Linked DNA regions of Homo sapiens: region 2 is linked to region 1. Evidence: chromatin contacts called from ENCODE Hi-C data. All regions are on one chromosome and are shown on one strand. The core of a region is the stretch at or near the end of the contact, and the rest is flanking DNA. Distances in the headings are between cores, read along the strand shown. Region 1 overlaps VIPR2 (vasoactive intestinal peptide receptor 2). Region 2 holds the start of ESYT2 (extended synaptotagmin 2).

Region 1 (6,875 bases), core at 589-3,088:
AGCTGTTTTGAAGTTAGTTGCAAGAACAGGGCCAGGTTCCCCGACTGTGAGCCCTGTCACCGGCTGTGAGCATTTGCCCGGCCCTCACACTGGGTGTGTGCAGCACACAGTCACTTGCACACACGCCTTTTCACCCCTTAAATGTTAGGAATCCCCTAAAAGCAGGGCTGGTCTCTTAAATCTCTTCAGTAGTGTCATCAAATTTAGGAAATGTCCCATTTTCACTAATGCTGTCATATGATTTGCTGTCTCGGCTCCGATTTCATAGACTCCAGGCCAGGATAGTGCGCTGTGTGTGGTTGTGGTGGCTCCCCGGCTTTAATCTGGAACTCTCCCTAGCCCCTCTCCATCTTTGTGGCCGTGATGCCCTCAGAGACCTCAGCCCTCTCATTTCACGAAGTGGCTTTGCTGGGGTCTATCTGATGTCTCCTTGGGACTAGGTTCAGGAGATCTGCCAGGCACATGTTTTAAAGCAAAGTACAAATATTTGCTAGCAAAGCAAAGGCCCCCACTTCCTAGGTCAGTTGCCTTTTTTAATCCTAAACTCTGTGCATGAACTAGGTCTCAATGGGATAAAAAGCTCCAAATGTCTCTGTTTCTATACTTCAGAAATGTCATGTTTGGATTTTAAAAGAAAATAAGTTCTCCCTCTAACTTGGACATACCATAAAGGAAACACGTGGCTTAAAATAAGGTGTGTGGCACGGCATGGAGTCGCACTGATTACGGGCTGTCTGCCTCACAGCCGTGTACACGCAGGATCTTCGTCTTTAAAACGTCACCACCAGAGCCGGATGCCACCCTGCAAAGAAGCTGCAAAATCACACTGCAATTATCACCGCAGGCTCACTTGGGGTAACAGCAGTGCACACTCTTCTCTGGGAAACCAGCCCTTATTCAGAGGAGGAACAGGAGGCCACCCAAGGATGTCTCCGGTGCCTGTGCACGTGGCCACGACCTGGGCCTCCCAGCAGCTCTGGTTCCTGAGTGCCAGCCCTGGCTGACGGGTCAGGGGCTCCAAGGGCTCCTGAGGGCTGAGCTTAGCTAGTGGCTGATGTCAGAAGCAGCCATGGGCTCAACTTTCCTTGGGCCTTGGGCACTCTCTGGCCTGTGTCTAAATGATGTCCCCATTCCTCAGACAGCAAGATTTAAGGGGCAAGATTCCACGTGCTCATCAGAGACCCCGTGGCCTCTTCCTCTGCTGAGTCTGGAAGTGAAGCCACAGGTTTCACATCCCAGATGGCAGAGGCGAGGCCCTGGCTCCCATGGGGATGGAGCAGAGGGGAGGAGCCTCCCCTGTGGAGAATGAGACCAGGGCTGCAGTGAGAGACCATCCCCTCCTCTGCATCTCTCCTCTTGGGGCCTCTTAAATGATTTGGAAATCATTCCCCTAAAAATTGAGCCTTTCCTTGAGAGGTCAAGGCAGACTTTCCCATCACAGATGTGAGCCTGTTCCCCATCCTACCCTTCAGCTTCCTGCTCCCTTTCCATCACGCAGACATGACCACCAGCCCTGAAAGAGGGAGTCACGAGGGGCGCCCGTCAGCACTGGGCATGGGGTGGCCGCTGTCCAGGAGACTCAGGGACACTGCGGGGCCTCTCCCATGTCCGGACCCAGGGACGCTGCAGGGCCTCTCCCCTGTCCGGACCCAGGGACGCTGCGGGGTCTCCCATCTCCGGACCCAGGGACGCTGCGGGGTCTCCCATGTCCGGACCCAGGGACGCTGCGGGGTCTCCCATCTCCGAACCCAGGGACGCTGTGGGGTCTTCCATGTCTGGACCCAGGGACGCTGTGGGCACCTGCTTGTTGTGGGTGGAACAGCTCCTCGCTCCCATCTCGGATCCTGAGCCCAGCGCTGCTCTGCACTGACAGACTCCAGGGGAGTTTTCAGCCCAGGGAAGTGGTTATTTTTGTGAGAAATAAGACTATTTTTAAAAATCTCCCCTGAGTGAGTTGGAGAGGCTCCTCACTTCCGGCAGTGAGAGTGAGCTCCAGCCACACCCGCCAGCACCCTCGAAAGTAAGCGTGGAGCCGCGGTGCCTGCCCTGACTTCTACTAAAGGACGCTTCTTAAAACACGGTTGGTCTGAGTTTCCCATTTCCCTGAAGGATGACCTCTGAGAAGATGGACGAGACCAGCCTCCTGTGTTGACGTTTTCAGTCTCAACCTAAGGAAAAGTAAATGAGCACACAAAGTTCTCAAAGTCTACAGTGTTTTTAAAAATATAATGACGTTTACCTCTCACCTTCCTCCAGTAACTGCCAGTGTCTTGAGGAAATGTCTTCTGCCCCCACCAGCCCCCGCAGGACCACATCTCTCAGCTTGGGAGCAGCATCTCCGCTGCTAGACGGGTTCTCTGAGTGGACGGCACCAGTGCAGAAGTGGATGGCTTGTTCCACCTGCCTTGACTCCCCCAGGTCACCCACTCTCCCCGGAGAGGCTGCACACTCACATGCGTGTGTGGGTAACAACAGTCACAGCCTTGTTCCCAAGGCCTGAGTCTTGAGAGCAGAAGGGAGGCTGCTCTTGCTGGCAGCTCCACGCTGCTGCCCAGCACCAGGCCCATGAGACACCCAAGGCCCAGAACTCTGAGACACGGAGCCACAGTCCTTCCAAGCAGAAAGCCACGTTGCAAACACCGACCACCTCCCTCTGGCAGACACACAAATCTCTGAGAACAGCCGAACCCGGGAGGCGGAGCTTGCAGCGAGCCAAGATTGCACCACTGCACTCCAGCCTGGGCAACACAGCGAGACTCAGTCTCAAAAAAAAAAAAAAAAAAGAAAAGAAAAGAAAACAGCCTCCTGCCAAAAAGCATCCCGAAATTGCCCATGGAAGGAGGTTATTTTGGTGATCTGGTTCAAGTTATTTTGATGCCAGAGGCTGTACAATTTGGAATGAGTCAAGACTCTTCAGTTTAAAATGGGAAAGGAAATGAATATTTGAAGATAAATATCTCAAAGGGCAGTGCCAGACCAGAACCCAGAACCCCTCCTCACCCTGTCATCTTGAGGAGAAAATCCCAGAGGAGAGGATAAATGGGGTACTCAGGTCGCTGTCCCCTCCTCCTGACCTCAGATTAGAACATGGTGGCTGGGCCCATCTGGAGGGGACAGGGTAAGACCCGCTCCTGTCACACCTGGTGCTCTCGGCTTCATGAGTGTCAGATTCGCCAATTTCGCTCTGGGCCCCAGCCGTCCATTGCTGTGTCCTTTTGCTTAAAACAGGCTCAGCCTGCAGAGTCCACAGCTCAGGCGGAGGTGGGCAGTCTGTGCAGGTGGGAAGCCCTCACGTCAGCCTCTGACTCTGTCTTCACAGGAAAGCCCTGGGAGGTTCTCACCTCCGTTTTCTGAGGGACTAACCGCTGCCCAGGAGTTCAGCGGCATAATCTTGGCTCACTGCAACCTCCGCCTCCCAGGTTCAAGCGATTCTCGTGCCTCAGCCTCCAGAGTAGCTGGGACTACAGACGTGCGCCACCAGCCTGGCCAATTTTTGTATTTTTAGTAGAGACTCCTGGCCTCAGGCGATCTGCCCGCCTCAGCCTCCCAAAGTGTTGGGATTACAGGCATGAGCCCCTGCCCCTGGCCCAGGTGGCTTTTCTAACTGCGGTTGCTCAGGCCCGTGGAAGGAGGACAGGTCCAGGCCCAGCTGACTAGGAAGCAGCCTTCAGGGCCAGGCAGGCTCCCAGCCGCAGCTCTGAGTATTCCAGCCTCCTCCTGTGGCACCGACCAGTGCTCGCGTCCCGGGAACCACAGGAGGAGGCCAGGCAGGTCTCATGGCCCCTCGTTCCCCCACTGCTATTGCTGATGGGGGAACCGGACTGTGTGAGGAGTGACGTGCAGGGCGGGGCTTTCCCTGGGCCCCCTGCGAGGCAGGCATGTGCAAAGCAGGCAAGGAGGGCTGCAGTTGTGGGATTACACAACCTTTCACATCCCTTCCGTTATAAAAATTCCTTTCATCATCATATCACACCAAATAGCATAAATTATTGAGCGTTCACAGAGCACCTGGCACCATGCTGAACTCTGCATGGACTAGCTCATTCAGTCCCCCAGCCATCCATGGGATAAGGCGCTGCATGACCACACTTTACCATACAGGGACACGGCTCAGAAGGGGCAGCCGCAGACTCATCCATGAGCAGGGGATTCCCACGAGCAGTCGAGACATCAGCGCTTATCTTCTGCTTCATGCGCAAAGCCCTCTATTAACCTCACTTGTGTTGCTCCAGTTCCGTAAACCACAATTCGATGCTTCTACGGAGCTCCTGGGGCAAAGTAGGTTCCCAAGGAATCCAGGCTTTACCGGTTTGGTAAAATGGTCACAGGAAGTGGCCTCTGTGTGTGATCACAGCGTGTCTGTGCTGAGGTCACCAGAGATTGTGATGGTCACAAGAGGTGGCCCCTGTGCGTGGTCCCAGCGTGTCTGTGCTGAGGTCACCGGGGATTGCAATGGTCGCAGGAGGTGGCCCCTGTGCGTGATCCCAGCGTGTCTGTGCTGAGGTCACCGGGGATTGTGATAGTCACAATAGGTGGCCCCTGTGCGTGATCCCAGTGTGTCTCTGCTGAGGTCACCGGGGATTGTGATGGTCACAAGAGGTGGCCCCTGTGCGTGGGTCCCAGCGTGTCTGTGCCGAGGTCACTGGGGATTGCAGTGGTCGCAGGAGGTGGCCCCTGTGCGTGGTCCCAGCATGTCTGTGCTGAGGTCACTGGGGATTGTGATAGTCACAAGAGGTGGCCCCTGTGCGTGATCCCAGTGTGTCTCTGCTGAGGGCACTGGGGATTGTGATGGTCATAAGAGGTGGCCTCTGTGTGTGGTCCCAGCGTGTCTGTGCTGAGGTCACCGGGGATTGTGATGGTCACAAGAGGTGGCCCCTGTGCGTGGTCCCAGCGTGTCTGTGCTGAGGTCACCGGGGATTGCAATGGTCGCAGGAGGTGGCCCCTGTGCGTGATCCCAGCGTGTCTGTGCTGAGGTCACCGGGGATTGTGATAGTCACAATAGGTGGCCCCTGTGCGTGATCCCAGTGTGTCTCTGCTGAGGTCACCGGGGATTGTGATGGTCACAAGAGGTGGCCCCTGTGCGTGGGTCCCAGCGTGTCTGTGCCGAGGTCACTGGGGATTGCAGTGGTCGCAGGAGGTGGCCCCTGTGCGTGGTCCCAGCATGTCTGTGCTGAGGTCACTGGGGATTGTGATAGTCACAAGAGGTGGCCCCTGTGCGTGATCCCAGTGTGTCTCTGCTGAGGGCACTGGGGATTGTGATGGTCATAAGAGGTGGCCCCTGTGTGTGGTCCCAGCGTGTCTGTGCTGAGGTCACCGGGGATTGTGATGGTCACAAGAGGTGGCCCCTGTGTGTGGTCCCAGCGTGTCTGTGCTGAGGTCACCGGGGATTGTGATGGTCACAAGAGGTGGCCCCTGTGCGTGATCCCAGCATGTCTGTGCTAAGTGTCTCCTTTGGTGCCTGCCTTGCTTTTGATTTGCCATCCCCTTTCATCCACAGTAATTTTTTAAGTCCTGATTTGCTCTTCTTTTCTCTCCACGTGTAACTTCTCCCTTCCCCACAGTGATCCTTGCTAATCACAGCATCTTCTAGATGTGGAATGCCTTGTTCTCACAGAAATGCTGCCTCCTCCTGCCATCCTGTATGCAGTGTACAGCCAGTGAGGTATTAGTTGTTAGGGTCCCGTGCACTTTTTGTGACATTGGGACAGGTTTTTGCTGTTGTTGTTGTTGTTGTTTTACAAGTGGAGAAACCTGAGTTGTAAAGCATGTAAAGACTTGTCTCAGGTTTCCTTGCTGACAGAAATCACTAATATGTATTGAACATCTAGCATGTGCTAATAATATTAGTTATAATGATAATAATAGTTGTTGTTAAGGGCTTACTGTGCTCTAAGCACTTTACATGAAATTCTAAATTTAATGCGCAACACTGCCAGACAAGAACTATTCCCATTCCACAGATGAGGAGCCGAGGCCTGAGGCTATTCCCATTCCACAGATGAGGAGCCGAGGCCTGAGGCTATTCCCATTCCACAGATGAGGAGCCGAGGCCTGAGGCTATTCCCATTCCACAGATGAGGAGCCGAGGCCTGAGGCTATTCCCATTCCACAGATGAGGAGCCGAGGCCTGAGGCTATTCCCATTCCACAGATGAGGAGCCGAGGCCTGAGGCTATTCCCATTCCACAGATGAGGAGCCGAGGCCTGAGGCTATTCCCATTCCACAGATGAGGAGCCGAGGCCTGAGGCTATTCCCATTCCACAGATGAGGAGCCGAGGCCTGAGGCTATTCCCATTCCACAGATGAGGAGCCGAGGCCTGAGGCTATTCCCATTCCACAGATGAGGAGCCGAGGCCTGAGGCTATTCCCATTCCACAGATGAGGAGCCGAGGCCTGAGGCTATTCCCATTCCACAGATGAGGAGCCGAGGCCTGAGGCTATTCCCATTCCACAGATGAGGAGCCGAGGCCTGAGGCTATTCCCATTCCACAGATGAGGAGCCGAGGCCTGAGGCTATTCCCATTCCACAGATGAGGAGCCGAGGCCTGAGGCTATTCCCATTCCCCAGATGAGGAGCTGAGGCCTGAGGCTATTCCCATTCCCCAGATGAGGAACCGAGGCCTGAGGCACTGGGATTGTTCTCCCAGCAGCGTTTCCAGGCTGTGACCAGAGTAGCTGAATGGACTCCGGAGCTCACTGCTTTCACTCCGTGGTGCAGGCCGTGCTGCCACCGCTGTGTGATTCCCTCTCCAGCTCAGACAGTGGCTTCTCCAAGAAATCCTACTCAGGTCAGGGCTTAGTCCAACTTGTGAGACACTGTCCTGTGCACTTGCTCGCTGTGATGTGAATAACGTGGTGGGACTGTCCTGACTCCT
Region 2 (7,479 bases), core at 2,446-4,945, 260 kb after region 1:
TTTTAAGATTTTTTTTTGTAAAGATGGAGTCTTACTACATTGCCCAGGCTGGTCTCGAACTCCCAGCCTCAAGTGATCCTTCTGCCTCAGTCTCCCAAAGCGTGAGCCACTGTTCCTGGCTCATGACAGTAATAAAGAAAACAGAATGGCCTTCCTTCTGGGTCTATCTGATATTCCCTAGGCTAGACTGAGGCTGTGGTTTCTGGCAGAAAAGTGTCAGGCGTGCTGCTGTGCTCTTCTCAGCACAGTGCACGGGGACTCAGTTTCAACTTTTCTCCACTGGTGACAGGTGTCTCATTACCTGGCCACGCTGGTGTCTGCTGGTGTTTCCCACCAGAAAGTCTCAATTTTCCTCTTTGTAATGGAAAAGTATGCTGAAGAAAGATGTCCATTCTCATTCCTCATCAAATCTCCACCTACCACCCTGAGCCTCCATTGATAGCTCACTCCTGCAACAACCCCACTACAGTGATTGGTAAATGGTTATTTCCATTCTCACTCCTGCAACAACCCCACTACAGTGATTGGTAAATGGTTATTTCCATTCTCATAATTCCTTCTCCATTTATGAGTTCACATTCTACTGTAAAGAAGAACCTCCCCTTCTCCACTATTATTTTCCCTGCATTCATCACTGGTTTGTTGATCTACATCAGTGTGGACTCAACTCATGCGTTTCTATTTTGCTCACTCAGTGGTAATCTGCCAATATCATTCTTTGTTTTGTTGCTCAAATTGTCCTAGATTTCGCCAGCAAGAACTCCCTCCAACTACTTTCCATGTCCTTTGATCTCCTGTCAATCTTTGAGCACTTCTTCACTTCCTTGAACAACAAAATTATTCCAGGATCATCTTGTACTTCCACTCCAGCCCTGAAATTAACCATTTCTCCAAAGAGCCCTGATTCCTTTTGTTGGAAAACCTTATTTAGAAGATAAGATCTGGGGGCTAGCTGTGATCACTGGTACTGGGGTACCATTGCATCTAGATACTCAGCAGACAGAACTAGAAACTATTTCTGTGTTTATATGCACATATACCTACACATGTGTGCACACACATACAGCTATCTTTATATCTATCTGTATATACATATTTTAAAAAAATGAGTTCATACTACCACTTCCAGTTCCAATCCAATCCCTCAGTGTTCTTTTTAGCCTTCCCTCTTCCATGTTTTTACCTTCTCCAACAGCAAGAAACCTGGCTTTCACTGTCCCCAGTATATTTAATTTGCTGGTATAACCTCCAAATTGAAGAGATGCAGAGCACGTGCTCCCACCCTCCATAACGAGACGTATTTAGAGGTGTGGGGGAGGACCCAAAAGCAGGAAGAGTTGAACCTAAGCACAAGATAGCACTTTCCTCTGAAACCAGGAAGGCTGGAACTTCGCAGCTGTGCACCGGAGCACTCGGAATGACACTCCAGAGAAAGCAGCACTTCTCCTTGTCTACAAGAAGGAAAGGATGGAGGGGTCATGAAAGGTCACAGGAGATTGAGGGGTATAATATTAGCAAAAATCTAAGAGCCGAGCTGGACCTGCAGTCAGACCAGACACCTGTAAGACTGAGCTGTGGCAGAGCCTTAGGATCTGCTTTCTGCAGGCAATTAACCACAGGGAGGGGCTGGAAACCCGGGGCTCACACAGAGGGAAGCTGAGGACACTTGGGCTGACTGGTATGCAACATGGAAACTTCTCTTCAATCTAGTTTACATCCTTGGGTCAACCACTGGATGGCACATGGCACAGGATTTTTTTTTTTTTCTTGAGACGTAGTCTTGCTCTGTCGCCCAGGCTGGAGTGCAGTGGTGCGATCTCGACTCACTGCAACCTCCGCCTCCCGGGTTCAAGTAATTCTCCTGCCTCAGCCTCCCGAGTAGCTGGGACTCCAGGTGCGCGCCGCCATGCGCGGCTAATTTTTTGTTATTTTTAGTAGAGACGGGGTTTCACCATGTTGGCCAGGATGGTCTTGATCTCCTGACCTCGTGATCTGCCCTCCTCGGCCTCCCAAAGTGCTGGGATTACAGAATTTTTTACGTGGCTTATGTTTATGCAAGTCTTTGTAGGATGTGATCCTACAATTTTCCAGTAGAGGAAAGCTGCAAAAGAAAGGCTCAGGCTCCTTTCTGTGTCAACAAAGCAATTACTTGCTTTTGTGTTGAGGCTTAGTTTTGAATGAAAGGTGGTGTTAGGAGCATTAACCGGTTGCATATTTACAATCTACATAATATAATTTGTTGCTGCAGCAAACCAGGGACTGTGAAGAGTAAGAAAAGGGAAACCACTTCCATTCCTTGCTTGGGGTTTACTGCCCTTGCCTGGAGTTGAGAGTTTAGACTCTGCAATGTTTTACATATGTGATATAATCTCCACATACATATGCACACAAAATTATGAAGACGCAGGAACGAGGGGAGACAGATTCCTATGTAAAGGTGACCCTGCTTCTTCTGGGCATTTGTTTATTCATTCAGTACCTGCCAGTGCCCTACTCTGTTACAAATTCAGTAAAAATTTCCTTGGAATTCACTGAATATGCTCAAAAACAGTCAAGTAGGATGTTCTTTGCTACTGTTTGGCTTGGAGTTTCCTTGAAAGAAACTACAGAACAAATATAATTAACTCGATTGAATTCACTGGAAAGTAAAGTGATCAATAGTTGTGTTTTTGAGTTAACTGAAAAGTGACCTCAGGAATCACAGGAAAGGCCCAAAATTAGTCGTTTGAAACAGCTATTCATAGTTGGCCACAATATTAACACCTTCGGCGAAGCTGCGTGGTGCCCGGGGTGGAGTTCCCGAGTGTCAACAGCGTCCCTTGGGCGCTTGCGGTGGTCTTTGCCCGGCACTACCAGACCCCTCAGGGAGGACTTTTGGGATTAAAGGCATCTTAAAAGCCAACTGAACTGTGTGAGAGTTGTCAAGGTCACAACGGAGTCGTTTGTGTTTAAAACCCTGACAAGCAGGGTGGGAAGGGCCCCAGAGGCAGCGTTCTCACGCCGGAATGCCCGATAACAAGACCGTCCCGAGAGACTCCGCAAAAGCCACAACCTTGCACACTGGCTAGGCAACCTCACACCGAAAAATACCGGAGGACTCCCGCCAGCGGCGCCCGTCCGACCTCCGGCGGGCGGCGCCCTCTCACCCGTCCTCCTGGCCGCAAAATGACCGCAAACAGGGACGCCGCCCTCTCATCCCACCGCCACCCCGGCTGCGCTCAGCGGCCGCGCACCCCCACGTTTGCCAGCAGCTCCCAGAGGCGGTCAGCCTTTGGGTTTGACGACGGCAACTTCCCGGGCCTCGGCGAGCGCAGCCACGCACCCGGAAGCCGCCTCGGGGCGCGACGCCGAGCCAAAACCGCCCGCGGGCTCCGAGGCCACAGGCAAGTGGGGAGGGTGCCCCGTGGGGCTCGAGGGGACGCAGGCACGCCCAGCCCACGCACCGAGCACTCTCCTTTCCCGTCCCCGGCTCCCGCCAGCCGAGACACAACGCTCGCGTGATGACGTCGTGCGCCTGCCCGGCCCACTCCAGTAGTCTCCGACCCGGCCCACGGCCCGCCCCGCGCGATGACGTCAGTATCCACCCCGCCCGCTCCCGGTGACGTGCCAGCCCCAGGCCCACGCCGCTCCCGCCCCGCGTGATGACGCCACCGTCCCGGGCGGAGGCGGGCGTGCGGCGGAGCCGCGTCCCCTCAGAGGGGCGCTGGCGCGGGGCTGAGCCGCCCGGGATCAGCGCGAGCACCCAGCCCGCCTCGGCCGGGAGGGCAGCGCGGCACTGCGGGGCGATGAGCGGCGCCCGGGGCGAGGGCCCGGAGGCGGGCGCCGGCGGGGCTGGGGGCCGCGCGGCGCCTGAGAACCCCGGGGGCGTGCTGAGCGTGGAGCTGCCCGGGCTGCTGGCGCAGCTGGCGCGGAGCTTCGCGCTGCTGCTGCCCGTGTACGCGCTGGGCTACCTGGGGCTCAGCTTCAGCTGGGTTCTCCTCGCGCTCGCGCTGCTCGCCTGGTGTCGCCGCAGCCGCGGCCTCAAGGCCCTGCGCCTGTGCCGCGCGCTGGCGCTGCTGGAAGACGAGGAGCGCGTCGTGCGCCTGGGGGTGCGCGCCTGCGACCTGCCCGCCTGGGTGAGTGCAGACCCCTGCCCGTCCCGACCCCTGACCACCAGTCCCGATCTCCCCTCGTCCAGGCAGGCACTCCCCTCCCCGCGACCTGCCGCCTGGGTGAGTGCAGACCCCAGCCCTGCCCCGGCTCCCGCCTTCGTAGTCCCCCACCCACCCCGGTCCAGGCAGGCGCTTCCCTTCCGCCTGGGCGAGTGCAGACCCCAGCCCCGGCCCCCGGGCCGGTTCCTGCGACCTGCCAACCTAGGTGAGTGCAGACCCCGCCCCGCCCCCCGGCCCCGACTCCCAGCCTGCTGGCGACCTGCCCGCTAGGGCGAGTGCAGACCCCAGCCCCGCCCCGGCCTCCGGCCCACTCCCTGCGAACCTGTCCGCCTGGGGCCGCCGCCCGCTGCTCGCCGCTCCCGCCCTAGTCCTGAGTGCTCCGTGCCCTCCCTCCGTCCAAGTCGGGCGTCCCCTTCTCCGCTTCCCCGCCCGCCCAGGCTCCGGGTCCGGGGCGCGTCTGCCCTCGTGAAGCCTCCCCTCGCCGTCCCGCGCGGCTTTCTCGGAGACCCCTCTTCACAAAGCCCGCTTCCCTCCCCCGGCCTGCAGACCCCGAGCGCCAGCGGCAGGTACCGGGCTTGGCGCCCCCTCTTCGGCCGCGGCCCTGCCCGGAGCGCGCGCTTCCTCCTGGTGCCGCCCGCGGGGTCTCCTTAGGGGCCTGAGCGGCCGGTTCTGCTCTCAGAGCGCCCAGCGCGATTCTCGTGCGCATTCCCAAAGCCCTGCCGGCCTGGAAATGCTCCGGGTGGCTTCAGCTTTTCCTTCTCTCTGTTTTTTAAAAAACGTAATGACAGCTGGTGGGGGAGAAGTTAACTTTTTCTTCTACCGGGAGAAGACGCACTCGTGTCTTGGTTGTTTCTGACGCATTTCAAGGGCAGTAAGTGTCTCTCGAAAGATGTGGAGATATTAGATAATTGAAAGATTGTTTCAGTTTTTTTGCAAGTATAATTGTGAGACTGAGCATTTTTATATGGGATCGACCTGAATCCAGTGTGAATGTGTGTGTGTGTGGCAGGAAGTTTTGGAAGAGTTGCAGCAATAACAAGAGTCATGGTATTATTTTATTTTTAACCCGGCAGTTCTCTACCTCGTATATTTATGGACTATAGACACGAAGAGTTGGCTTCAAATCTTTTTCTTGTCATTCCCTAATTCTTTCTTAGCCATGACTTGGCTTCACAGTTTCACACTGCAAGAAAGGATTTTAATGATTCTTCCATTAGGCTTAATATAAACTTTGGGGTGAAGGTGACCAGCAGTGGGTTTCGGAAGGGTCATTTTCTCTTAGAGGAGAAAAGTCCCTGTTTCCAGTCATGAGACACCTGAGAAGTAAGGCATGACACAGATGGCAAACAAGAATTAGAAAGGAGGCGTGCCCAAGACAAGAAGAAGGTAGTAGATGCTACTTTGTGACGTCATATTGCAACTGGAGTAAGAATATAATGTAAGGAGCTTGGGAATGTACAGTTCTGCCGATGCGTGGTGAGCATGAGGGAGTCATATTTGGAGAACCAAGGTAACTGGCATGGTGCAGCTTTTAGCTAGCGGCGGGAAAAACCGAGGGGTGTGTAGAAAAAGGAAGTTAAGAGGAACCGAGGTGGGGAAAACTAAGAACAGAGGAGGTGCACTTTGGAAATGGAAAAGGACTTTAAAGTGACGTTTTGTGTCTATATTACACTAAGATGCATAATACTAAAAAGTAGCTAAAAACAGAGTCCATTAGCATCCATTGCTATGTTATATTGATAACATAGCAATGTTATCAGTGCTGAAATTTGCAGGAAGTGATGATGCTGACTTTCATAGATACTTGGTTATTGGCTAATATCAAATTTGCTTGTTAAAAATCTTTGTGAAACACAGATTTTCTTTTTCTTTTCTTTTTTTTTTTTTTTTGAGACAGAGCCTCTCCCTGTTGCCCAGGCTGGAGTGCAATGGCGTGATCTCGGCTCACTACAACCTCCGCCTCCAGGGTTCAAAAGATTCTCCTGCCTCAGCCTCCCGAGTAGCTGGGATTACAGGCGTGCACCATCACGCCCAGCTAATCTTTGTATTTTTAGTAGAAACAGGGTTTCACCATGTTGGCCAGGCTGGTCTCAAACTCCTGACCTTGTGTTCCGCCTGCCTTGGCCTCCCCAAGTGCAGGGATTACAGGCGTGAGCCACCGCGCCCGGCCACACAGACTGTACAGATGAAATTGCTGCCCTATTGAAGAACTGAAATTTTTTTTTTTTTTTTTGAGACGGAATCTCGCTCTGTTGCCAGGCTGAAGTGCAGTGGCACCATCTCAACTCACTGCAACCTCCGCCTCCCGGGTTCAAGCCATTCTCCTGCCTCAGCCTCCCGAATAGCTGGGACTACAGGCGCACACCACCACACCCAGTTAATTTTTGTATTTTTAGTAGAGACTGGGTTTCACCATGTTGGCCAGGATGGTCTCGATCTCTTGACCTCGTGATCCACCCGCCTCAGCCTCCTAAAGTGCTGGGATTACAGGTGTGAGCCACTGCGCCCAGCCTGAAATTCTTTAAAAAAAAAAAAAATACAAAAGTAATTTAGCCAAAGATTCTTTTCAAGTTTTTAATCTGTGTGACTTAAACTGATGAACTGTGGTGTTCACCTCATGAAGAATTTATATTTTCTCCAGAATGTTTTACTTGTTTATTCCAAATTTGTACTTGAGCTCATAATCCCACATGTGTAAACTTCAGTGTGCCTAGGATGCTTAAGACGCTTCTTGAAGGATTCACATGAAACTTGACAGTGATTATGTTGACAGTTTTAGAGAGATTTTAAAAATATCTTTTAAATTATACTTATGTATCTATTTTGTGATATTTATTAAAAGTGTAATATACTTTATTTTCATAATAAAACCAGCAGGTTGCATGGTCTCGAAGTGTGCCTGAAATTCTGCTGCGCGGCAGGGGTGGTGGGGGTGGTCAAAGCACATCAATAATAGAAGAAACTATGAATAAGAAAAGTTAAGATTTCAGTATTACTTGCACTTTGGGTTTGTTTTTGTTTTTTTTTTTTTCTAGAGATGAGTTCTTACCGCGTTGTCCAGGCTGGTCTCAAACTTTTGGCCTCGAGGCATCCTCCCACTTAGACTTCCTAAAGTGTGGGGATTACAGGTGTGAGCCACCATGCCTGGCCAATATTACTAGTACCTTGATTTTTACCATACATACATTGGTGCTTGGGGTTTCTGAACTTTGGACTGGTATTTTGCCTTGAACAAGATGTATCTGTACATCCCAAAGGCTGTACTTGTTTTCATAGTGTGTCGTTGACAACCGTGAATTCATGGCAGAGTGGAAACATAGGAAAACAT

Evidence for each region. A loop is a pair of places that touch in the nucleus more often than their neighbours do. Pooled maps may share reads with other maps.
Region 2: a map of ascending aorta shows a loop between it and region 1 (2.5-fold over the local background). The contact joins the promoter of ESYT2 here to the enhancer-like site in region 1. A Hi-C loop is called at or near these places in 2 of 168 maps with a recorded cell type or tissue (aorta and ascending aorta) and 4 of 50 pooled maps.

Annotation. Positions count from the first base shown.
Region 1 is chr7:159,088,559-159,095,433 of GRCh38, reverse strand. The region is part of intron 4 of VIPR2 (vasoactive intestinal peptide receptor 2); the gene reads left to right. Among named protein-coding and RNA genes, the nearest start is that of VIPR2, 53 kb to the left of the region's middle. Within about 2 kb of position 1,838, at least 5 of the 41 ENCODE cell types and tissues checked have a DNase peak (open chromatin) inside an H3K27ac peak, as active enhancers do; they include ascending aorta, where a contact is called at or near this core.
Region 2 is chr7:158,825,725-158,833,203 of GRCh38, reverse strand. ESYT2 (extended synaptotagmin 2) reads left to right here and starts at 3,695. Exons shown (of 23, transcript NM_001367773.1): 1 at 3,695-4,115. The coding sequence starts at 3,786. RefSeq lists enhancers at 2,732-2,841, 4,852-4,921 and silencers at 3,152-3,881, 3,972-4,071, 4,122-4,311, 4,402-4,451, 4,532-4,731.